Regions from separate parts of the Homo sapiens genome. Here region 1 is linked to region 2. A link is a loop called in an ENCODE intact Hi-C map of the cell type or tissue named here. Cell type or tissue: prostate gland. All regions are shown on one strand. Links, peaks and the distances in the headings refer to the core of each region. The heading gives the core; the rest is flanking DNA.

Evidence for each region. Hi-C counts contacts between places; a loop is a spot of excess contacts. Peaks named below come from ENCODE experiments on the same cell type or tissue, not always from the same donor. Only the 100,000 strongest peaks of a DNase experiment are listed, where the experiment ranks them.
Region 1: it touches region 2 in a loop (2.6-fold over the local background); 3 of 110 quality-filtered maps call a loop at or near these places.

The regions. Positions count from the first base shown.
Region 1 is chr16:35,567,246-35,579,777 of GRCh38, reverse strand. It overlaps the pseudogene C1QL1P1. Among named protein-coding and RNA genes, the nearest start is that of LINC02167, 170 kb to the left of the region's middle. In prostate gland, for the core only: no CTCF peak of the experiment used is centred there; no DNase peak of the experiment used is centred there.
Region 2 is chr16:35,622,036-35,634,567 of GRCh38, reverse strand. No RefSeq gene overlaps it. Among named protein-coding and RNA genes, the nearest start is that of LINC02167, 120 kb to the left of the region's middle. In prostate gland, for the core only: no CTCF peak of the experiment used is centred there; DNase peaks (open chromatin) are centred at 5,158 and 5,519; H3K27ac peaks cover 3,343 bases.

The DNA.
Region 1 (12,532 bases), core at 1,468-9,467, 54 kb after region 2:
ATGAAGAGGGTCCAACATATATGCATGCGGTTCTCCATTTAAAACTCAATTCTCCAGGCTCTGCTATCCCCTCAACCTCTTCTTCACCAATCTGGGAAGGTACTGTTTGGGTGCTTAGCTGAGAAGACTTGTCTAGCTAAAGATAAGGGAATAAAATTCAGGTCGGGAGGAGATGCCATCTGTCAAGGAGCTATGATTCTCTGTCCCAAAAAATGGATGAGAAGATTTTGCCTTACCACTGTCACCTTTGTAAAAGACTTTTGATGGTAAAGAAAAAAAATAGATCTTGATGGGACTTTGAGCTGTTAGGGAAGAGCTGGAAGCAAGCGGCCAGCTTCTGTATTGTTCCCTGGGGCCCAATCCTGGTAGTATTTATTAATACACATGCATTTCATTATCTTTGCTAATAAATTGCTACTAATAACAATTATTTCTATTACACTGATTAATTTAGCCTCAACTCTTTAAAAGAGTGTGTTCCTTCATAGCCAAATTTTATTAGAACGCAGTCATCTGTCATTAGGAATCTCCTGGCAGTGTGACTCCATCAGAAGTGTTATGCTTATGTTTGTTAATTATTCATCACCATGATTGTTGTAATTATCCTAATTATCCATGGAGGCAGGAGAATGTATGCCATTTCATTCTTAGATGGTGGGAATCCAGGAATGGAACCCAAGAGTCCCAATTCTCCACCCAACTGGAAACAGTTGAGGCATCTAGCTCCTTCTGGAATCCAAGGGGACGTTTGGGGAACTGAGGTTGCCAAGGAAGCAGGAAAGCAGGTATGAGCCTTATCATGAGAGGTCACTATAGAATTACCTCCTCAAGTGCTGCCAGGAGGGAAAACTGAGGCAGTTGTCTGATCAGGGGACTGTGTAAACGAGTAGCCAGGAAACATGTCCTAGGGTATCCAGTGTATACGTGTGGCTCCTACAGGGAGCCAGCCTGGCCCATCAGGGACACTTGTGTTTTCACATATTTTATTGGGTCCCTACTGTGCCAGGCACAGTGCTCCATGATCTGAAATGTATTAGGGGCCAGAGAAGATAGCTGGGGGAGTGGGTGATCTCCAACCACCAAGGGAGAGGCTGATCTCTAGTTAGGTCTTTATACCACTGCCCTCAATCTACATATGCCCGCACCTCTCACCTCTGTCAGACTCTTGTCTGAGCCATTGCCCATTGGGATACTCCCCTCCCTACAGCCTCCTACCCCAGACACACAGCACCCAAACCATAGGCCCTGGCATCCTCACACAGCCCCCTGCCTAGCTGATCAATTCTGTGTCCTCTCTGACTCAACTGAACTGTAGATCCTGGAGGCAGCTGCAGGCACCCAGGGCACCACTGCCAATCTAGAGCTCTTTCCTCAGGCTCCTCATATCCTAATTACCAGGGCTTGGTGCCACAAGTTTGATCAGTGTTGGCTCAAGGATGCTCCTAAGGACGGGGCCAGTGGGCCTCAGACAAGAACAGAGGGGGCCTCAGCACCAAGCATGACAATGAATGACCCTACACCCCCATCTTGCCTTGGAAAGACACAGAGCCCAGATTCAGCTCTGCCTTCTTCCACTAAATTCTGGAAGTCTCTGTAGGCAGAAAGCCAGGAAGAAATAGTGCAGTGTCAAGGGCAGTCCCTGGTTCTAAGATGTGGGAAGTGTAAGCTTCTTACTTCTTTCTAATCCATTGACCAGTCCTGTCATTTTTTTCCCTGCTTATTTGAATGTCCTTGTTCACCTCTGAGCCAGTTTTTCCCTACACTTGACCTTTTTATTTTCTCCATAGCAGCATCTCCTCACTTTAGAGACCAAGATCACCACCTTCTCCCCACCATCTGGTTGGTTTAAGCAAGGATAGGCCCCGATGAATCACTCCCTTCCAGACAACGTATTTGGGGACAGAAGTCACTAATTGGCTTCCCAGCCCAGCTTTAACACAAGACTCCTTGGGGTGTGTGATTATACATTACAACTGCTCCTCCAGTATATGGCATGAAGTCCTAGAGGCCAAAGTGGCCTGAACTCCTTTCACCAAGCCCCAAACCTGGCTCCTAGTGGGGGCTCAAAACTAACAATGGGAATGACCAACGATGTCAAATGAGTCTTGGGCAATTTGGAAGGAGAAGTCATAAAGGACATGGGGTAGGGGCTATAGGCCTATTTCCCCTGGCTTTTTTGTGGGGGTTAGGGACTGGTTTGAAGAACTGTTAAAGTGCTGGGCCTTTGAAATCCCAAGTTAAAGCAACCTCCTTTCTTTTCTACTAGCCTGTGGTCCCATCTCCAGTGAATACCCTTCCCCTGGTGAAGAAAAGAGAAGGGGCTTTTGACATGGTTTCACCTCCCAGTGTCAAGCAAGTTCCCCCACCCTAAGCACACACCATCACTGGGGCCTCCTCTTCTCTGGAGGTCACCTCTGGGGCTTCTCCTCATCTCTGCAGCTCTGCTGGGACCTCCTGAGGTGGAGCAGGGTCTAGAGTCAACCAGTGGCATGGTGACTGCCTCCCTATTCAGGCAAGCCCCCAATCCCCTGAAACCTCAGCTTTGTGCCAGCCCAAAATTCTTTGGGAAAGGAAGAAATTCCATTGATGAGGGTGACATTGCTGCATCCCTTATTGGTGATTAATAAGGGAAATCTTGGGGCTGTCTGTGGAATGAGCCCTTACTGGGTACCGGGGTCTCCAATTTGGCCAGCAACCAAGAAAGAGGAGGGGCACTGGGAAGCCTGAAAGACACAAATGAGAGAGACACACACAAGGAACAGGAAAGAGGGGTTTAGACTCCGGGTGGGGGAAGAGGCCAGAAACCCAGAAAGAGAGAGGCAGAAAAGTCAGACATATGAGAGAGAAGGACAAGAAATAGCAATAGAAAGGAGGCAGGGGAGGGGCAGAAATCAGAGGGTAGGAGCAGCCAGGCAGGGGAAAGAGAAGAGGGCCCTGACTTACAAGTACCTGAGAGGCTTTCTGCTGACCTCCCCTGCCTGCCCCCGAGCCTTGAAAACCTGAAGGCCAGCAGAGCCTCAGGATAGTGCTGCCCTGGGAAAGGCTACCACAAGGCCTTGGGGCTCAATCTCAGGAGATTCTTCCATGACTCCCACCAGCCCTGCTTTAGTTCTGACCAGGGTCCCCTTCTCCCAAGAGATTGCTCAACCTCACCATGCCCCGAGGGCCCCAGGCAACCCTGAGCTGGGAGCACTGGAAAGAGAGGTGGTATCAAGAGAGGTGGGTAACAGGAGGTGGAGCTTGCAGTGAGCCGAGATCGCGCCACTGCACTCCAGCCTGGGCGACAGAGTGAGACTCCATCTCAAAAAAAAAAAAAAAAAAAAAAGAGGTGGGTACATTTGAGCCCCAGGGCAGGGATGGGTGGAGGTTGGTCCTGGGGCCAGCCATCCCAAAGAGAGTAGGAGCTCAGGCAGGTCCTGCTGTCCACAGAGTCCGCACACACTGGGCGCCTTGCAGCTCCAGTGTCTGGAATTGCAAATGGAAATGAAGAGGATCCCACCACACTCCAGGGCTCAGGAGGGATTGGAGCTGAGAGACCATGAGGACCATGAGGAAGGGAAGTTTTCATCTCTTCGCTTGCTTCAGGAGGAAAAATGCCCCCCCACACCCGTGCCCCTGCCCCCGCCAGGCCTCCTTCTTGTGTGAGTTAGTTCTGCTACAGTGGAAAGGAGCTCCCCAGTTCCAGATTTTGCAAAGGGTGTCACATCAGCCCCATGTCTCTTCCCAAGGGCAGAGGACTTACTGTAGCTAAGGCTCTGAGCTCCAGCCTCCCCTTGCCTTTGTGTCTTAAAAATTCCCTGCAGCCCGCCTTCTCCACTTGTGCACATCACCACGCACTGAGGCCCTCGCAGGCGCCAAGGCTGCTTCTTTCTACCTCTTGCCTCATTCTTGCCATCTGCTTATCGCCCATTGGTATGAGCCTGAATCATCTTCCCAGGGGAAAGTCCGCGCTAGGAGCCCTGTGCTCTGACTACCTGGATTTATTCCCTGCATTTTCACGCCACCGGTGCCCAGTAGCTTCTGTCTTGGAACTGGTGCGCATGGACCGATGAGTCAGGGATACCCACTAGCTCTAACCATTCCTGTAAGTGATGCCTCATTAGGGCCGCTGTGGGGTGGGTTCTCCATCTGCGTCCACCTGGCAACCCCGCGAACTCTGATCGCGTGCCCTTTTGCACCCGGGACCCATGGATGCCCAGCCCTGGGTCATCCTCATTCCATCAACTGGCCTACCTGGTTAATCTTGCAGAGGTCTGCGCACATATTGCTGCCCTCGCAGCGCCCGTCAGACTTCAGCACATCCTAACATTCGTGTGGGATTTATTGAAACTGAGGTAGAAGACGACGCACGGCACCGTGATGTAGGTGGCCGTGCTGATGGCGCCGCTGTCCCCGCGTCCGCAGACACCGAGGGCCCGGCTTGCCTGGCTCACCCTTCTTTCAGAGCAGCCCCAAAGGGCCTGGAGGACTCGGGTCCCTAGGAGGTCCGGGGCGGGGGATCATTTTGTTGGTAAAGCCCTGCTTCCTCTGGGGGCCCTGCACCAGCGTGGAGGGTGACTGCGCATCGCTCTGCTCTGCTCCCTCAAGGCATTTGGCCACCCGCCGGCGCCGGGCCCTGCACAAGGCAGGGGTCGTACACCACGCTGCAGGTGGCCTGCATCTCATGGTGTCTGTCTGGGCCCCCTGCCCTCCACAGCACCGGGATGGGCACTACCACTATCAGCAGCATCAGCACGCTGGCGTGGGGAGCGGAGGTGGGGGGCGCCAGGCAGCTCGGCTGCGCCAGCAGCACAATGTTGCCAGTGGTTGGGGCCTGCAGGCAAGGGGCCCGCGCTCACCGGGGTCCGGCTCACCCAGGGTCTGGAGGAGCTGTGGGCATGGGGCTGGGCCTCGGGCCCCGCGCTGAGCTGTCTGAAGTGAGGAACCCCCGCCTCCACCCGCCTCCAACCCAGCTCCTCCTGTCTCCTTGCTCTCCGGCCAGCAGCACTGGCTCCGCGTGGCTCAGAGGGCACCAGGGCAGGGCTGCGGACGCCCCGTGGTGGGAGGGGCAGAGAGGGGCACGACTCGAGGTGGGAGGGGCAGAGGGTCGGGACCACAGATGGGAAGGGTAGAGGGGGGCGGAGCCGCGGGGACCCGAGGTGGGAGGGGCAGAGAAGGGGCGAGGGCCGAGATGGGAGGGGCAGAGGGGCGGGGCCGCGAAGCCCTGCGCGGGAGACCCAGAGGAAGAGCAAGACTTAGGAAGCCAGAGACTGAGACTCGGAAATGGGGAGGCGGCTAGAACCAGAAAAACAGGAGAGGTTCTTCCAGGGAAGGGAAGAGTAAGGACCAAAGTGCGAACCGAAGAGAGGACCATGGGGAGAGCTAGACAGCGCCAAGGGGTTTGAGAAAGGAGAGGCCCCGAGAGTCGGTCACGCGAAAAACTGAAAGGGACAAAGGGAGGCGCGAGGGGCCCGAACCGCAGCGGGTGGAAGCGAGGGATGGTGCCCGGGTCTGCAGGGGTCAAAGAAAGCGATTTGGGGGACGACAGGGTGGACGTCGAAAGGGTAGGATGAGGAACAGGGTTGTGAGGGGAAAAGAGGATAGGAGTAAGGTTCGTGGGCCCCGAAGACCCCAGTCTGGGAGATCCGGGGGTGGAATGAAGGCCAGTCGGGACGCCCAGCGGAGCCCGCGTACTGAGAGCAGCCGCCTCCGCGCTTCTGGCTCTCACTGTTCCAGAGACCCGCCTTCCCCCAGGAGGGGCAGTTCCTTCAACCCCTTCACGCCTCTGCCCCTCCCTCACGGAGCTCCAGCCAGGCAGCTTTCTCCTGGGACCCTTTTCCTCCATCTTCTTCTGATCCATCCCCTTATCTCTGCCTCTAGACCAGGGAGAAACGTGGATCCTAAGAAGGTGTGCAACCCCACGTTATTTTTCCATGCTGACAGGTACAAATACATCCCGGGTTCATGGACCCCTTCTCCAGCCTCCAGGAGGAGGGGTGGATCTCATCCAGCCCTTCAGTTTCTTCTTCCTCATCCCCCACACTCCTCAGCAACCCCCTAACTCTTCTTTCCATCAGGTTGTGGGAGGCTCTATTCTTCCTCAGGTTCAGAAGAGTGTTTAGGTTGCATAAACCGACGCGTGTCTGCTTCCATCAAAGTATTTGTCACGTGATCTGAAGCCCAGCTCCTGTTGTTCCACTGCTCCTACTTCTCCCTCCTTTATCCAGCCCACCAGGGAGCACTCTGCCATGGGAGGCCTCTGGCTGGCCGCTAAAGGATAACACCCCAGCGGGGCGGGGTGGCGCTCGCGTATAATTCTAGAACGCTGGGAGGCCAAGGCGGGAGGATTGCTTAATCCCAGGAGTTTGAGACCAGCCTGGGTAACACAGTGAAGCCCCCATCTCTACAAAATGTAAAAACTTAGTCAGATGTGGTGATGTGTGCCTGCAGTCCCAGCTACTCTGGAGGCTGGGGTGGGAAGTTCGCTTATGCTCGGGAGGTCGAGACTGCTGTGAGCCATGGTTGCTCCACTGCACTCCAGTCTGGGTGACAAAGCAAGACTCTGTATCAAAAAAAGAATGACATTCCATCCTCTCTTCTCCTGAAAAGCTTACTTCAGGGTCACACTCTCCCCCTACTGACCCACGAGGATGGCCCACAGGAATCTCTGGCCTTCCCCATGCAAGGCTGAGCACTTTAGGAGGCTGAGATGGGAGGATCCCTTAGACCCAGGAGTTCAAATTCAGCCTGGGCAATATTAGGAGACCCTTGCCCTGCAAAAAAAAAAAAAAAAAAAAAAAAAAAAAAAAAAAGCCCATCATGGTGGCACAGTCCTGTATTTTCAGCTATTTGGGAGGCTGAAGTGGGAGGAAGACTTGAGCCTACTTCTAGGCTGCAGTGAGTTATGATCACACCACTACACTCCAGCCTGGACAAGAGAGGGAGACTCTGCCTCTGAATAAATAAATAAAATTAAAGACCTGCTTGCCAATTCTAAACCTGGTGGTTTTAGGTAAATAGCCTACCCTCAGAGCCTTGAGTGTTCTCCTTTGGGAAAAAGGTGGTTGTGAGGATTAAATGAGATATAATACATGCAAAGCTCTGGGTTCAGCATCTGACCATTATTATGCATCTTGTAAATGGTAGCTACTATACCTACCCAGACACAGTCCACAGGAGGGCTTGAGGTTCCCATGCATGAATCCAGTCCACCATTGAGATTATGACTTGCACAGTTGGGCCCAATCCACAGCAGGGGTTTACCCCCATACCTCGTGTTGGAGCATGTGAAGGATTGTGAATCTCACCCCGTACCTCCTCAAAGGTGTGATTGTTACATACACTTTTGCCAAATACCTGAATGATTTTATTTTCCTGCGTGGGTACAGACCACAAATGAGACTGTGAAATATACTTGGACCAAACACCTTGGTGATGTCACTATCTTTTCTTGGCTCTGCCCTCAGAGTGGATTATGACATAGGTTTGGGCCCATTACCTAGTTGGTTTGACCATGCTCTACTGCCTGGACACTGCTTAAAGGGGGAATATGTGTGATATAGCTATGAGCTCATAACTTAGGGGACATGACTCTCCTCTCCTACCTGGGTGCTGCTTCCAGTGAATATTTTTACATATTGCTGGGCCTTGCACCCAAATGATGTGACTCCCCTACTAAAGCCCTTCCCACAGAGGGCATTGTAACATATCTCTGTGCCCACCATTTAGGTGATGTGACTATTCTCTTTTGTCCGGGCACTGCCCACATGGGACATTGCAACACATCATTAAGCCCAGCACCCAGTTTATGTGACCTTTCTGCCAGGGCCCTGCTGAAAAGATGGATATCAACATATCCTTGTCCCAAAGCCCAGGTGCTGTGACTCTCTTGCCAGGTCCCTGCCCACAAGTGAGATTGTTCATATACCTAAGCCCAGCTCACAGGCATGATGATTACTCTCATACATGGACTCAGCAAAGAGAAGAGATTTGGACTCTCATAGATAGGCTTAGGGCACTGGGTAAGGTCCTAGGTCTCCTACTTGTGGAAAAGTCACAGAAGATTATGACATGTATGCATACAGTATAAAGCCCTTGAGTGACATAGACAGTGTCATAACAGGGCCCAACACACAGATGAGATTGTGATTCTCATAAGCACATGCAGCTGACAATTAGAAGAGTCACCCTCACATATGTGCTCAGCCCACTGTTGAGGTTCTGAAACTCATATCTGGAGGCATTCAAAAGTTTGAATTGTGACTCTCATATGTGAATCTGAACCCAAGGTAGGATAGTGAATCTCAGACCGAAATTCAGCACACCTGTGAGGCTGTGACTACACTACTGCCTCACTGTTCACAAAAGCAGTGGAGCTCTCATGCGCAGATCCTGTTCACCACTGGGATTGTAATCTGAGGACTTGGGGGCAACTCACTGGAGATGTTAACTCTTATACCTGGAGCCAGGGAATATGCAGGCTTGTGAATCTCATTCCTGGATCTTTTTGCAGGTTTGTTATATATAATTCTGCCTAGCACCTGATTGATTTTACTCTCTTGCCTGGGCCCAACGAATTGTTGGTATTGTGACATCTATCTGAGCCAAGAAACTAGATCATGTGGTATCTCTGCCTGGGCCCTGCCCACAGGGCGCATTGTGACATATCTATTGGCTCATCACCTAGGTGATGTGACACTAATTTCCTGCCTTGGCCCTGCCTTCTGTGGGGATTGCAATATATCACTGGTCCATCATCTTAGTTATATGACTCTCCTCTGCTGCCTGGGCCTTGCTACTATTGGGTACTGTGATGTATCCCTGAGCCCAGCACCCAGGTAATGTGACTCTCCCTTACTGCCTGGGCCTTGCCTACAGTGGGCATTGTGACATATCACTGGGCCTAGTATCCAGATGTTGTGACTCTCCTTTAAAAGCCCTGCTTGCAGAGAAAATTGTGATATATTCTAGACCTGACACCCATGTAATGTGACTCTACTGCCTGGTGCATGCCCACAGGTGGGATTGCAACATGTAACTAGTCACAGTTTACAAGAATGCTGATGACTCTCACATGTGAACCCAGCCAATAAAAGAGATTTTGACCCTCCGAGCCAGGCTTAGAGAAACAGGTAATGTCCTGAGTAATGTGACTATTCTCTTCTCTCTCCCCCATTGATAGCCAACAGGGGACATTGTGACATTTCTTTGGGCCAATCCCCTAGGTGATGTGACTCTCCTCTCCTGCCTAGGTTCTTCCCTCCTGTGAATTTAAAATATCACTGAGTTCTGAACCCAGGTGATGTGCCTCTCCTGCCTGGGACCTGCTTACCGAGGCATTGTGACATATTTCTCAGACCATCAACTAGGTGATTTGACCCTCCTCTTTTGCGTTGGCCTTGTCCACAGAGAGAACTGTGACATACTGCTGAGGCCTGCACACAGGTGATTTGATTTTGCTGTCAGGGCACTGTCCACAGGGAAGTTATTGACAGTAACAATTGTCACCCTCCAACATGGCCAGAGACCACTGTTGTGGTTCTGTATCTCACACTAGGTAGCAGTAGAAAGTTGAAATGTTAACTCTCATACATAGATCCAGTGCACAGGTAGTTTGGAGAATCTCAGACCAGGTTTCAGCACACCTGTAGCATATGACTCCTGCACATGGACACAGTTTCTGGTGGGATTGTGGCTCTCATGTATGAATTTGGGCCACTGTTGAGATTGTTACTGGTGTATTCGGGCCCAACTCACAGGAGGTGTTGACTCTCATACCTTGAGCTGGGACATGTGTGGGATTATCTCATCCTTGGACTTTCTGAAGGTGTGATTGTTACATATACCTTTGTCTAGCACCTGATTTGACTATCCTGCCTCAGTACAGCTCACCAGTAGGACTGTGAAATATAACTGAGACAAGGTCCTAGGTAATGTGATTCTTTTGCCTAGGCCCAGTCCTCAGAAAGGATTTTGACATATCCCTGGGTCCATCACCTAGGTGATGGAAGTATTCCTTTCTCCTCATGCCCTGCACACAGTGGGAGTTGTGACATACCACAGGCCCATCACCTAGGTGAAGAGACTCTCCTCTTTTTCCTGGGCCCTGCACCAAGTGGGATTGTGACATATTGCTGGACACTGCACTCAAATGATATGCCTCTCCTGCCTAAGCAATGCCAAGAAGAGGCATTGTGACATACCTATGAGCCCATCACCTAGGTGATGTGACTCTCCTCTCCTGCCTGGGTCCTGTACAAAGTGTGGATTGTGACATATTGCTGGACCTAGCACCCACTTGATGTCTCAGACCTGCTTTCAGCACACCCATAAGCCATAACTCCTGTACCAGTACAGCATCACAAGTGGGATTGTTGTTCTCATGAATGGATTCAGACCACTGTTGAGACTGTTACTGGTGGGCTTGGGTCTCCAACTCACACTTCTATGCACACTCAACCAACAATGACACTCAGAAGACTACTCTGCGTGGCCCTGCCCTCAGCAGGCATTGTAGCATATTGCTGAGCCCAGCACTCAGGTGATGTGACTTACCTGCCAGGGCCCTGCACACAGGAGGCATATTGACATATTACTGGCCCAGCATTTACTTATGTGACTTTCCTGCCTAGTTCATGCCCACAGATTAAATTTTGACATTTGCTTATGTTCAGCTCACAGGTATGGTGATGATTCTTATACATGGATCCAGCCAATAAGAAAGATTTTTACTCTCATAGCTAGACTTAGAGCAACCAGTGTGGTCCCAGGTCTTCTAGTTGTAGAAAGGTCACAGAGAGTTATGACACTCATACATATCCTATAAAACCTTTAGGTTCTACAGAGTATCATAACAAGGCCCAGCACACCAGTGAGATTGTTAATTTCTTAGGCAAAACCAACCAACAGTAAGAAATGTCACACACTCGCATGGACACAGCCTAATTTTGAGGTTCTGAATCTCACATCCGGAGATTGTCAAAAGATGGAATTGTGACTCTCACATGTGGATCCTGTCTACAGGTAGAATGGTGACTCTCTCACCAAGATTCAGCACAGTTATGAGGCTGTGCCTCCAATACCAGGACACTGCTCACAGGTGGAGTTGAAGCTCTCGTGCATGAATCAAGTCTAGCATTGAGACTGTGAATCACACACTTGGACCCAACTCACAGAAAGTGTGGATTCTCAAACCTGGAGCTGTGATGTATATGGGATTGTGAATCTCATCCCTGGAGTGCCCACAGGGTATGTTTGTTACATATATAATTACACGGCACCAGATTGATTTTACTCTTCTGCCTGGGCCCAGCCCACAGTTAGGACTGTGACATATACTTGGGCTAAACACTTAGGTGGTATGACTGTCTTTCTTGAGCACTGCCCATAAGGGGGATTGTGACATACCTCTTGGATAATCAGGAATGAAATTTACCTCTACTTCCTGGAACATATACACAGGCAGAATTGTAGCACATTTTTGGGCCTTTCACATGAGTAATATGACTCTCCTCATTTCATTTTGTTGTGCCCCAAGTGGGGATTGTGACATATCCCTGGGCCCATTATCTAGGTGATAGAACTCTTTTCTCCTGCCTGGATCCTGCTTACAAGGGGGATTGTGACAAATTGCTGGGCCAAGCACATAGGTACTGTGAATCTCTCTTCCTTCTTGGTCCTTGCCGACAGAAAAGATGGAGACGTATCAATGGGCCAAGCACCCTGGGTTCTGCCTACAGTGGGCATTGTGACATATCCCTGGTCCAGAACCAAGACTATGTGGCTCACCTTCCTGCTTCCTGCCCACTGGGATTGTGACATATACTTAGGCTCAGCTCACAGGCGTAATGATAACTGTCATACATGAACCCAGCCAATAAGAGAGACTTTTACTCTTATAGTTAGGCTTATAACAACAGGTATGCTTCATGTATCCTACTTGTAGAGAAGTCACAGAAAATTAGGGAACTCACGCATATCCTATAAAGCCCTTGGGTGGTACAGAGTTGTTGTAACAGGCCAGCACACACATGAGATTGTGACTCTCATAGCACACTCAGCCAACAACTAGGACTGTCACCCCCACACATGGACTCAGCCCACTCCTGAAGTTCTGAATCTCACACCTGGTGGCAGTCAGAAGTTGGAATGGTGATTCCGATACATGGATTTGATTGACAGGCAAAATAATAACTCTTCGACAAAACTTCAGCACTCCTGTTAGGCTTTGACTGTCCTACTAAGATTCTGTGTTTAGGTGGAGTTGAGGCTTCCATGCACAGATCCTGTCCACTGTTGTGATTGTAAATTGCATGCATAGATTCAGCTCAACTCACAGGAGTTGTTGACTCTCATACCTGCAGCTGGGACATGTGAAGGATTAGAAATTTTATTCCAGGATCTTCCTGCAGGTGTGGTTTTGACATATACCTTTGCATAGCATGTTATTAAGTTTACTTTCCTGCCTGGGCCCAGCCTACAGTTGGGATTGTGACACACACTTGAGCTGAGTACATAGTGATGTGATGCTCCCACCTGGGCCCTACTTGCAAGA
Region 2 (12,532 bases), core at 2,407-10,406:
CAAATAGTGCTGTAGCCATTAAACAGGTATGTGCAAAAATAATGAATTTAGATAAAAACATTACATTCTATATAAAAGTTAATCCAAATTGATCACAAACCTAGAAGTAAGATACAAAATTATGAAACTTCTAGATGATAATATAAGAGAAAATCTAGATAACTTTGGGTTTGGAGAAGACATTTTGGAGGCAACACTGGAGGCATAATCCATTTTTTTACACAGTGAATAAGCTGTACTTCACTGAAGTTAAAAATTTACACTTTGTTTAAAATGCTGTCAAAAGAATAAGAAGATGAGCCACAGACAGGGAGAAAATATTTGCAAAAGACATATTAAAGGACTACTATTCAAAATATACAAAAAAGACCTAGAAATCATCAATAAGAAAATAAACAACCCAAAAAAATGGGTTAAAGGCAGATAACTTACCAAGATGACACATAGCTATATGAAAAGGATGCTTCACATCATATGTCATTAGAGAAATGCAAATTACAACAATTAAATCTCACTGGCCAGCCACAGTGGCTCATACCTCTAATCCCTGCACTTTGGGAGGAAGAGGTGGGCAGATCACTTCAGGTCAGGAGCTCAAGACCAGCATTGCCAACATAGTGAAACCCTACCTCTACTAAAAATACAAAAATTAGCTGGACATGGTGGCAAGTGCCTGTAATCCCAGCTACTTGGGAGGCTGAGGCAGGAGAGTAGCTTGAACCCAGGAGGTGGAGGTTGCAGTGAGCTGAGATCACACTGTGCCACTGCACTCCAGCCTGGGAGGCAGAGCAAGACTCCATCTTGGAAAAAAATTATATATCACATCATACATACTAGAATTACCAAACTCTACAACACAAACAACAAATGTTGGCAAGAGTATGGAGGAACAGAAAATCTTAGTCACTGTTAATGGGATTGCAAAATGTTACACCCACTTTGGAAAACAGTTTAGTTTTGTAGTCTCCCAAAATTAAGTATTCTCTTACCATATGATTCAGCAATTGTGCTCCTTGGTATTTACTCAAAGGAGTTAAAAACAGGTTTACACAAAAACCTGCACATGGATGTTTATAGCAGCTTTATTCATAATTGCCAAAATGTGAAAGCAACCAAGATGTATGTTAGTAGGTGAGTGGATAAACAAACTGTGGTACACCTAGACAATAAAATGGTATTTAGTGCTAAAAAGAAATAAGCTAGAAAGCCATAAGAAACATGAAAGAAATCTAAATGCATATTACCAAAGGAAGTATGTCAATCCGGAAAGCCTACAAACTGTATGTTTCCAACTCTATGACATTCAGTACCACAGTTTGTTTAGACAAGACTATAGGGAAGATAAATATATTAGTGCTTCCCAGGCACTGGGGAGAGAAAAATATAAATAGGAAAAATGCAGAAAATGTTTAGGGCAGTAAACTACTCTGTGTGATACTGTTATGGTAGATACATGGTCATTATACATTTGTCCCAATCCGTAGAATGTACAACACCAACAAAGAACACTACTGTGAAATATGGACTCTGAGTGATAATGATGTGTCAATGTAGGTTCATCAATTTTAATAAATATACCACTCTGGTAGGAAATATTGATCATGGGAGAAGCTATGCATATGTGTGGGAAGGGGGTATACATAAAATCGCTATACCTTCTGCTCGATTTTTCTGGTAACCTAAAAACACTCTAGAAAGAAACTGTATTGTGTTAGGATTTTCCAGAGAAATAGAATCAATTAGATATATACAGACATGTAAAAGGGGATTTACTATAGTAATTGTCTTATATGATTATAAAGTCTCATGATGTTTCATCTGCAAGCTGGAAAACCAGAAAACCCAGTAGTGAAATTCAGTCTGACTTCAAAGGCCTGAGAAACAGGGGAGCCTATGGTACAACTTTCAGTCCAAGGCTAACGCCCTGCAAACATGGGACTCCACTGTCCAATGGCTGAAAAAGTGGATGTGCCACATTCATGAGAGAGTAAATTCATCCTTCTTCTGCCTTTATATGCATCCTCAGTGGGTTAGCTGGTGCCTGTCCACATTTGACTGTCCACATCTTTACTCAGTTCACTGATTCAAACACTAATGTCTTTCCAAAGCACCCTCACAGACACATCAGAAATAATGCTTTCTTGGCTATCTGTGTAACCTTTAATATGGACACATAAAAGTAAATATTGGCCAGGTGTGGTGGCTCACACCTGTAATCCCAACACTTTGGAAGGCTGAGGTGGGCAGATCACAAGGTCAGAAGTTTGAGACCAGCCTGGCCAATAGGGTGAAACCTCGTCTCTACTAAAAATACAAAAATTCATCAGGCATGGAGGCAGTTGACTGTAGTCCCGGCTACTCAGCTGAGGCAGAAGAATCACTTGAACCTGGGAGGCAGAGGTTGCAGTGAGCTGAGATTGCACCACTGCTCTCCAGTCTGGGTGACAGAGTGAGATTTCATCTCAAAAAGAAAAAAAGTAACTATCACATCTATTTAAGAAGCCAGGCACAGTGGCTCACACCTGTAATCCCAGCACTGTGAGAGGCAAAGGCAGGAAGATTGCTTGAGCTCAGGAGTTCAAGACCAGCCTGAATAACATAGCTGACAAAGCAGGAGCACCGTCATCTCAGACAAACACTGTCACTTTAAGTTTCAGCTGCCTTTCCAGCTTCATGCATTTCAAGAAAATCACTTCTCTTCTAACTACAGGCAGCCAGAAAAGAGCTAATAGTAAAACATAGATAAGACAGCTCAGCCACAGTGGAAGGCAGGGAGGAAGTCTCTTGGGTAACTGCCAAACTTCACCTCATACAATGGGGCCCCAGTAAAACAGTGGGCCTTAATAGGCACATTCTTTCCCTTCTGGTGCACTAAGAGAGAGAAGCTAAAGGCAGACTCAAGGGATATGCCTGCAGCTGCAGAAAGATGTGTGGGAACAGACACACAATTCTCCTGCCCAGATAAGCACAACAAAGAGACACAGAAGAAGTCCAAGCCTCTGATAAATTCTCCCACCCTGAATCCTTAAAAATGCTTAGTCTGTAAGACAGTGTGCCTCTGACCCAATTCAGCCAACCATCACTCCGAGGTTTAAAATAAACTTATTAACTATTGAGTCACCCTTCGTGTTTCTCTCCTTTCTTTAATTCTTAAAATAGTGAGACCCACCTCTAAACTAAACAAACAAAAAAAATTAGCTAAGCATGGTGGCATTGGTGGCATGTGCCTGTGCAGTCCAAGCTAGTCAGGAGGCTGAGGTGGGAGGATCATTTGAGCCCAGAAAGTCAAGGCTGTGGGGAGAGAAGACTGCACCAGTGCACTCCAGCCTTGGTGGGAAAGCAAGACACCTTTTAAAAAAAAAGCAAAAACAAAAACCTGTGCTGCTGTTAGTGATGTTATCAGTAGCAGCCTTTTTTTTTTCAAATTTTTACTCTTTAAAAATGATGCAGGCCATGTGAGGTGGCTCACGTCTGTAATCCCAACACTTTGGGAGGTCAAGGCAGGTGGACAACCTGAGGTCAGGAGTTCCAGACCATCCTGGCCAACATGGTGAAACCCGGTCTCCAATAGAAACACAAAATTAGCCAGGCATGGTGGCGCATGCCTGTAATCCCATCTACTAAGGAGGCTGAGGTGGGAGAATCACATGAAACCAGGAGAAGGAGGTTGCAATGAGCACAGATTGTACCACTGCACTCCAGCCTGAGTGACAGGGAGAAACTCTGTCAAAAAAAAAAAAAAAAAAAAAAAGAAAAGGAAGAAGAAAGATAGAAAGAAAAGAAAAAATAAATAAGAAACAAAGGAAAAAACATAGAAAGGAGATCTTTATGGAATTCCAAGTACTAATCAATGTAGATGGATAATGCAAAATAGAAAATTATCATTAGAACATCGCATTAATAATTATTGTAGACAAGACGTACTAAGGAATGCAAAAATAGCAGGTGAAATTTAAAGGAGAAACTGTGTATTTACATGGCCCAAGAGTACCTGCCTCCAAATATTTATAAACAGCATTTTCTCTTTTTTCTTTTCTTTTCTTTTCTTTTCTTTTCTTTTTTTTTTTTTTTTTTTTGAGATGGTGTCTCACTTTATCACCCAGACTGAAGTTCAGTGGTGCAGTCTTGGCTCACTGCAACATCTGTCTCCTGGGCTCAAGTGATTCTCCTGCCTCAGCCTCCCAAGTAGCTGGGATTACAGGTGCCCACCACCACGCCCAGCTAATTTTTGTATTTATTTAGTAGAGATGGGGGTTTCACCATGTTTGCCAGGCTGGTCTCGATCTCCTGATCTTAGATGATCTGCCTGCCTCGGCCTCCTAAATTTCTAGGATTACAGGTGTGAGCCACTGTGCCAGGCCCTATTAAGAGAATTTTCTCTTAATTTTTTTATGATATGACTATTCTAAAGAAGGATTATCACACAGTATTGTGACATATATAATGTGTAGGTGTAAAATATATGAGTCACATAAAGAATAGAAGGAGGTAATTAAAACTTCACAGCAAGCACCCACACAAGGTGATTTTTACATGCAGACTGGTGTGAAACAAATTGGTTGAGGGCAAAAGATGCACTTGCTGTCTGATTTTCATGTGTGCTGCTGAGATTTTCTCCATGGCAGCTTCTGACTTTGGAATCTTGAAAAGAAGCTTTGCCATGTTAAAAATCAAAACACACTTCTAGATGTACTCAGCAGAAGGAAATGTTTTCTTTGCAGATCTAAATATAAGTCACTTGATTTCAAAGTAAGAGGTTGTTTGAAGGGGGCCTGCCCCTCCACAACTGTGGGTATTTCTCTCAAGGTGGAGATGAAAGACTGAGAAAAGAAATGAGACACAGAGACAAAGTATAGAGGAAGAAAAGTGGGCCCAGGGGACCGGCGATCAGCAAGTGAGGACCTGCACCGGTGCTGGTCTCTGAGTTCCCTCAGTATTGATTGATCACTATCTCTACTATCTTGGCCAGAGGGATGTGACAGGACTATAGGGTAATGGTGGGGAGAGGGTCAGCAGGAAAACATGTGAGCAAAGGAATCTGTGTCATAAATAATTTCAAGGAAACGTACTGTGCCTGGATGTGCATGTAGGCCACATTTATGTTTAACTTTACACAAATATCTCAGTGTAGTAAAGAGTACCAGAGCAGTATTGCCACCAGCATGTCTCAGCTCCAGCCATAGGGAGGTTTTCTCCTATCTCAGTAAATAGAATGTGTGGTCGGGTTTTACACTGAGACATTCCATTCCCAGGGACAAGCAGGAGACAGATGTTTTCCTCTTATCTCAACTGCAAAGAGGCGTTCCTCTTTCACTAATCCTCCTCAGCACAGAGCCTTTATGGGTGCTGGGCTGGGGGACTGTAAGGTCTTTCCCTTCCCATGAGGCAATATCTCAGCTCTCTCAGTGGGGGCAAACCTGGACAATACACAGGCTTTCTTGGACAAAGGTCCCTGTGGCTCTCCGCAGTGCATTGTATCCCTGGTTAATCAAGAATGGAGAATGGTGAAGACTTTTACCAGGCATACTGCCTGCAAACAAATTGTTAACAAGGCACATCCTGCACAGCCCTAAATCCATTAAATCTTGATTCAATACAGCTCATGTTTCTGTGAGCACAGGGTTGAGGTTAAGGTTACAGATTAACAGCATCTCAAAGCAGAATAATTTTTCTTAGTACAGATCAAAATGGAGTTTCTTATGTCTTCCTTTTTCTACATAGACACAGTAAGAGTCTGATCTCTCTTCCTTTCCCCCACAGTTGTTTTAGGCACAGTAGTTTTAGTCAGTGTTGAAAATAATAGATAGCCTACAAATGTCAAAAAGGGATGAAAAGAGTTTGCACACATATGAAATATGTTTTGTTTAGCCTAACTCTGCCTCCTTATATAGTTTAAATTCAGCCTAAAGGTTTCTTCATACGTGGTAAACTGAAACCTAACTGGAGGTGTAAACAGACTGTAACCTATTTTTGTGCAAGTAACTGAGATTTGGCCAATCAATGGTGCCCAACTGTTCAATCCATGTTTAAATAAGGCAAATGTCAAGGTGTAATCAATCCAGCTGTTTGTGTACCTCTCTTCTTTCTCTGTAATTCACTTTTCTTTTTCTGTGCATAAATATTCTTTCATTATATTTTTACCAGAAAGGGGTCCCAATCTGGACCTCAAAAGAGAGTTTTTGCATCTCACATAAGAAATAATTCAGGGTGACAGGCCAATCATGGTGGCTCACACCTGTAATTTCAGCACTTTGGGATGCCAAGGCACATGGATCACCTGAAGTCAGGAGTTTGAGACTAGCCTGACCAACATGGTGAAACCCTGTCTCTACTAAAAATACAAAATTAGCCAGGCATGGTGGTAGGTGGCTGTAATCCCAGTTACTCGGGAAGCAGAGGCAGGATAATTGCTTGAACCCAGGAGGTGGAGGTTGCAGTGAGCCCAGATTGTGCCACTGCACCCCAGCCTAGGGGACAGAGGGAGACTCTGCCTCAAAATAAATAAATAAATAAATAAATAATTCAGGGTGATTCCATAAAGTAAAAGCAAGTGTATTAAGAAAGTAAAGGAATTAAAGAAAGGCTACTCTGTGGACTGCTTGAGTGCATATACTTATTTCTTAATTTCATACTAAAACAAAGGGATTGGTGGGATGCGGTAGCTCATGCCTGTAATCCCAGCATTTTGGGAGGCCAAGAGGGGAGGATCATGAAGTCAAGAGGTCGAGAACATCCTGGCCAACATAGTGAAACCCTGTCTCTACTAAAATTACAAATATTAGCTGGGTGTGGTGGCATGTGCCTGTAGTCCCAGCTACTTGGGAGGCTCAGGCAGGAGAATCACTTGAACCTAAAAGGCAGAGGTTGCAGTGAGCTGAGATCTTGACACTGAACTCCAGCCTGGTGACAGAGCAAAACTCCCTCTCAAAAAGCAAAAAAACAAAATGGCCATGCGCTGTGGCTCATGCCTATAATCCCACCACTTTGGGACTCTGAGGTGGGCAGATCACAAGGTCAAGAGATGGAGACCATCCTGGCCAATATGGTGAAACCCCATCTCTACTAAAAACACAAAAATTAGCCGGGTGTGGTGGCGTGTGCCTGTAGTCCCAGCTACGTGGGAGGCTGAGGCAGGAGAATCGCTTAAACCCAGGAGGTGGAGGTTGCAGTGAGCTGAGATCGTGCCACTGCACTCCAGTCTGGTGACAGAGCAAGACTCCATCAAAAAAAAGTGATTATTCATGATTATTCATGAGTTTTCCAGAAATGGTGAAGGCAATTTCTGGAACTGAGGTTTTCTCTGCCTTTTAGACTAAACATCGGAACTTCTGCACATTGTCATGGCATTTTTAAACCGTCATGGTGCTGGGGGGAGTGTCTTTTAGCATGCTTCTGCATTATAATTAACATATAATGTGCAGCGAAGTTGACCAGAGGTCACTTTTATTGTCATCTTAGATTTGATGGATTTTTGGACAGTTTCTTTACTATATTCTGTTTTATCAGCAGAGTCTTTATCCCCTGTATTTTGTGATATCAGTCCTGTTGACCTCCTTCCTGTGACTAGGAATGCCTAACCTCCTGGGAATGCAGCCCAACAGGTCTCAGCCTTATTTTGCCTAGCCCATATTCAAGATGGAGTTGCTCTGGTTTGAACATTTTTGACAATGTAGTTGCTTGAGAGTCTCTCTGACCCTATTCTGGCTCAAGACTGCCCTATTTTTGAATCATTCTTTGCTCAATTAAACTCCGTTAAATTTAATTTGTCTAAGATTTTCTACATTTTTTTTTCTTTTTTTGAGATAGAGTCTTACTCTGTCACCCAGGCTGGAGTGTAATTGTGCGATCTCAGCTTACTGCACTCTCCGCCTCCCAGGTTCAAGTGATGCTTCTGCCTCAGCCTCACTAGACTAGCTAGGATTACAGGCACCTGCCACAATGTCTGGCTAAGTTTTGTATTTTTAGCAGAGACGGGATTTCTGCTAAATGTTGGCCAGGCAGGCTAGTCTCAAACTCCTGACCTCAGGTGATCTGCCTGCCTCGGCCTCCCAAAATGCTGGGGTTACAGGCATGAGCCACCGTGCCCAGGAAATTTTCTAAATTTTAACAGACTGCATCAATAGTGGAATCTGAGGTAGAGCCTCTAGTGACCACCAGGAGTACCAGGTGACAAAACAATAACCCATTGTTTCCATGGCTCTTTTGCAGCATCTGGGAATTTTAGTAAGTTTTCTCTTGGATTCCAAAGTGTCATAAAATTTTGTTTTGAGCTCTCTGAGTTAGTTTAAGAAAATTTAAAATCTGAACTTGATTTGGATGTCAGGACAAAACCTGGACTGGGTCCAGGATCAGTTTGGATCTAATAATTAACTAACTGGAATTCAGTTAGAGGTCTCTTATGTCTCACTGGGTAAGACAGAAATCAATTGTAATGTAACCATGTAAAGGATTCACCTTGTCCACTGCCTAGACAGAGCTAATTTATCAAGACAGGGGAATCGCAATACAGAAAGAGTAATTCAGGCAGAGCCACCTGTATGAGAGTCCAGAGTTTTATTATTACTCAAATCAGTCTCCCGAAGCATTTGGGAAGTTGAGTTTTTAAAGATAATTTGGTGCATAGTGTAATGCCAGTGAGTGTTGACCTGTTGGGTCAGAAATAAAATCATAGAAAGTCAAAGCTGTTTTCTTGAACTAAGTCAGTTCCTGGGTGGGGGGCACAGATCAGGTAAGCCAGTTTATCAATTTGGGTGATGCCAGCTGATCTATCCAGTTCAGAGTCTGAAAAATATTCCAAGCACTAATCTTAGATTTTACAGCTGTGATGGGGCCAGGCATGGTGGCTCATGCCTGTAATCCCAGCACTTTGGGAGGCTGAGGTTGGTGGATTACCTGAGGTCAGAAGTTGTAGACCAGCCTGGCCAACATGGTGAAAACCCCTCTCTACTAAAAATACAAAATTAGCTGGGTGTGGTGGCAGATGCCTGTAATCCCAGCTACTTGGGAAGCTGAGGCAGGAGAATCACTTGGACCTGGGAGGTGGAGGTTGCAGTGAGCCAAGATGGCACCATTGCATTCCAGCCTGGATGACAGAGTGAGACTCTGTCTCAAAACACAAACACACACACACACACAAAACAGTGATGTTATCCCCAGGAGCAGTTAGTGTAATGCCAGAATCTTGTAGTCTCCAGCTGCATGACTCCTAAACCATAATTTCTAATCTTGTGGCTAATTTGCTAGTCCTACAAAGGCAGTCTTGTCTCCAAGAAAGAAGGAAGTTTGTGTTAGGAAAGGGCTGCTATTGCCTTCATTTTGAACTATAAACTAAGTTCCTCCCAAAATTAGTTCAGCCTACACACAAGAGTGAACAGGGACATCTTAAACATTAGAAGCAAGATGGAGTTAGTTACATCAGCTCTCTTTCACTGACTCAGGTATAATTTTGCAATGGTGGTTTCAGTAAATGGCAATATTTCAAGGGATGTAAACATTGGCTTCTGAAAATTTGCAGGAATTTTTGTTTACTTCCCCCTTTGTTATTTTTTCTTGTGCTTTTAGGCAGAGAAAAATTACTGGCTAAGTTGTTCAGAAAGATCTAAGCTAAAGCCAAGGTTCTAAAATTAACAATGCAAAAATTGTATTAGTGAGAAAAATTACAACAGTAAGCTGAGCTAACTCACCCTCTATCTCAACTTTCCCTTAAGTATTCCTGGGCTATTGGGCCCAGCTAACTAGTGAAAACCTTCAGGCTGTTGTTTAAATGATAATAGGCCTTGGCTCCAAACTCAACTTTTGTTTGGGAGGCCATCAGGCTTGATGGGAAGAGGGAAGCCTGAGTCCTGCCAAGGCACAGACATGAAGGAAGTCAGCCATTATTCTGGAGGTTATAAAATATGCAACATCTCCAATTGCTCCTGCAAACATTGTCACTTCTATAGTACATAAGATTAGCCTTTTGAGATATCTCTACAAGTTTTATGCATGTCTTATCCCCATGGCTTCATCTGGACCTGATGGCTTCTTCTAGACTAACCAACCCAGCTCCTGTGGCCCCACCCACAAGTTATTCAAACTACAGAAAGACAGCTTTGACCCCTTATGTTTTTGACCTCCTATAATTTTATCTCCACTCCAACTAATCAGGAGCAAGCACCTGTTCGCTGACCAACTCACTCCTTATTGAAACTGCCTTTGAAAGACCCCTCACAGCTGGGTGCAGTGGCTCATGCCTGTAATTCCAGCTGGGAGGCCGAGGTGGGTGGATCACCTGAGGTCAGGAGTTTGAGACCAATCTGTTCAACACAAGGAAATCCCATCTGTACTAAAAATACAAAACTTAGCTGGGTGTGGTGTTGGGTGTCTGTAATCTCAGCTACTCGAGAGGCTGAGGCAGGAGAATTGTTTGAACTCGGGAGACTGAGGTTGTAGTGAGTGGAGATCACCCTGTTGCACTCTAGCCTGGGTGACAAGAATGAAACCAGAAAGAAAGAAAAGAAAGAAAGAAAGAAAGAAAGAAAGAAAGAAAGAAAGAAAGAGAAAAGAAAGAAGGAAGGAAGGAAGGAAGGAAGGAAGGAAGGAAGGAAGGAAGGAAGGAAGGAAGGATAAAGAAAAGAAAGAAAGAAAAGAAAGAAAGAAAAAGAAAGAAAGAAAGAAAGACCCTCACCGATAAGCTTTGGATAAGATTATTTTTTGTTGTTTTTGTTTGTTTTCTGAGACGGAGTTTCACTCTTGTTGCCCAGGCTGAAGTACAACTGTGCAATCTCAGCTCACTGCAACCTCTGCCTCTCAGGTTCAAGTGATTCTCCTGCCTCAGCCTCCAGAGTAGCTGGGGTTACAGGCACCCACCACCACGCCTGGCTAATTTTTGTATTTTTAGTAGAGACAGGGTTTTGCCATGTTGGCCAGGCTGGTCTCAAACTCCTGACCTCAAGTGATCCGCCTGTCTTGGCCTCCCAAAGTGCTAGGATTATAGGCGCGAGCCACTGTCCCCATCTGGATGAAGTGATTTAAGTACAAACTCTATTTTGCATGTAGAGTGACTGCCTCATGTCTATTGAGCACTTTCTTTAGTACAATGCAGTTTTCTTTATGAAGTGTGCAGAAAGAACCCCGTGGGCAATTACAATTCAAGATAAAATGAAATTTTTAATTTTTTTTCTTTTTTTTTTTAAGATTGAGTCTCATTCTGTCACATAGGCTGGAGTGCAGTGGCACAATCTCCTCTCATTGCAAGCTCTGCCCCCCGGGTTCATGCCATTCTCCTGCCTCAGCCTCCTGAGTAGCTGGGAATACAGGCGCCAGCCACCACGCCTGGCTAATTTTTTTGTATTTTTAGTAGAGACAGGGTTTCACATTAGCCAGGATGGTCTCAATCTCCTGACCTCGTGATCCGCCTGCCTTGGCCTCCCAAAGTGCTGGGATTACAGATGTGAGCCACCGCATCCAGCTGAAATTTTTAATTTTTTAAAAACTGAGTAGTTTACCTTTCAGCTAAGACTACATTTATATGTACAACTATTAGGCCCTGGAAGGTTTCCCAGACTAAACAGGGGTCTGGCTGCTTGTTCTTATGGTCCAATAATGAGATGCATAAAAACTGAGAAAGAAGAGAGTTTATTTCTTCAACTGGCTACAGAGAGACAGTCAGAATAACTCACTGGACCAACTCGACGTTACAGGCTTCTTTTCCAGTGCTTATATACATTCAAACCATATGCCTATATGTGGTAGTGCACCTACGGGCTAAAGAGATTACAGGCTTGAGCCACTGCGCCCGGCTAAAGCCAGCTTTTAGATTGTTGGTAAAAGTAGAAATGACTTCAGAATAATCAGTTAAATGTAATTTGATACTTGCTTGATTTGGCTGTGAACTTAAATTTTTGGTTTTGAACCTCTGGATTTAGGTGTGAGGATAGGTGGCCATGTTGAGACCTGGTAACAAGTTCTCAGTGCCTAGACCAGCAGCTACAAGACAATGAAGCCTAATATGGCCTCTTCTTCTCTTTCCAAGCTTTGCCTTCTGGATATTCTTTAAGAGGTTGGATCCAGCTTTTATCCTGAGCTCTACACCTAGTATGTAAATGTAGGAGTCTTGCAGGTCCTGACCTTCAGAGCCATTTTATGTGTCATATGCCTACTAGAGACTCAGGATGACTGGGAAAGATATTAGGAAGAGTACCCATGTCATAGTTTCAAAATCTTTTTCAATAATTTAGAATCTTAAAGTGATACTATGTTAATTTAATAATAGTCATAAAATCTATGAGTCATTTGTATATTAAAATACTAAAACGTTAATTTCTTTTTTCTTTTTTTGAGATGGAGTCTCACTCTGTAGCCTAGGCTGGAGTGCAATGGCATGATCTTGGCTCACTGCAACCTCCACCTCCTGGGCTCCAGTGATTCTCCTGCCTCAGCTTCCCAAGTAGCTGGGACTACAGGCACCCGCCACCATGCCCAGCTACTTTTTGTATTTTTAGTAGACACAGGGTTTCACTAGGTTGGCCAAGCTGGTCTTGAACTCCTGACC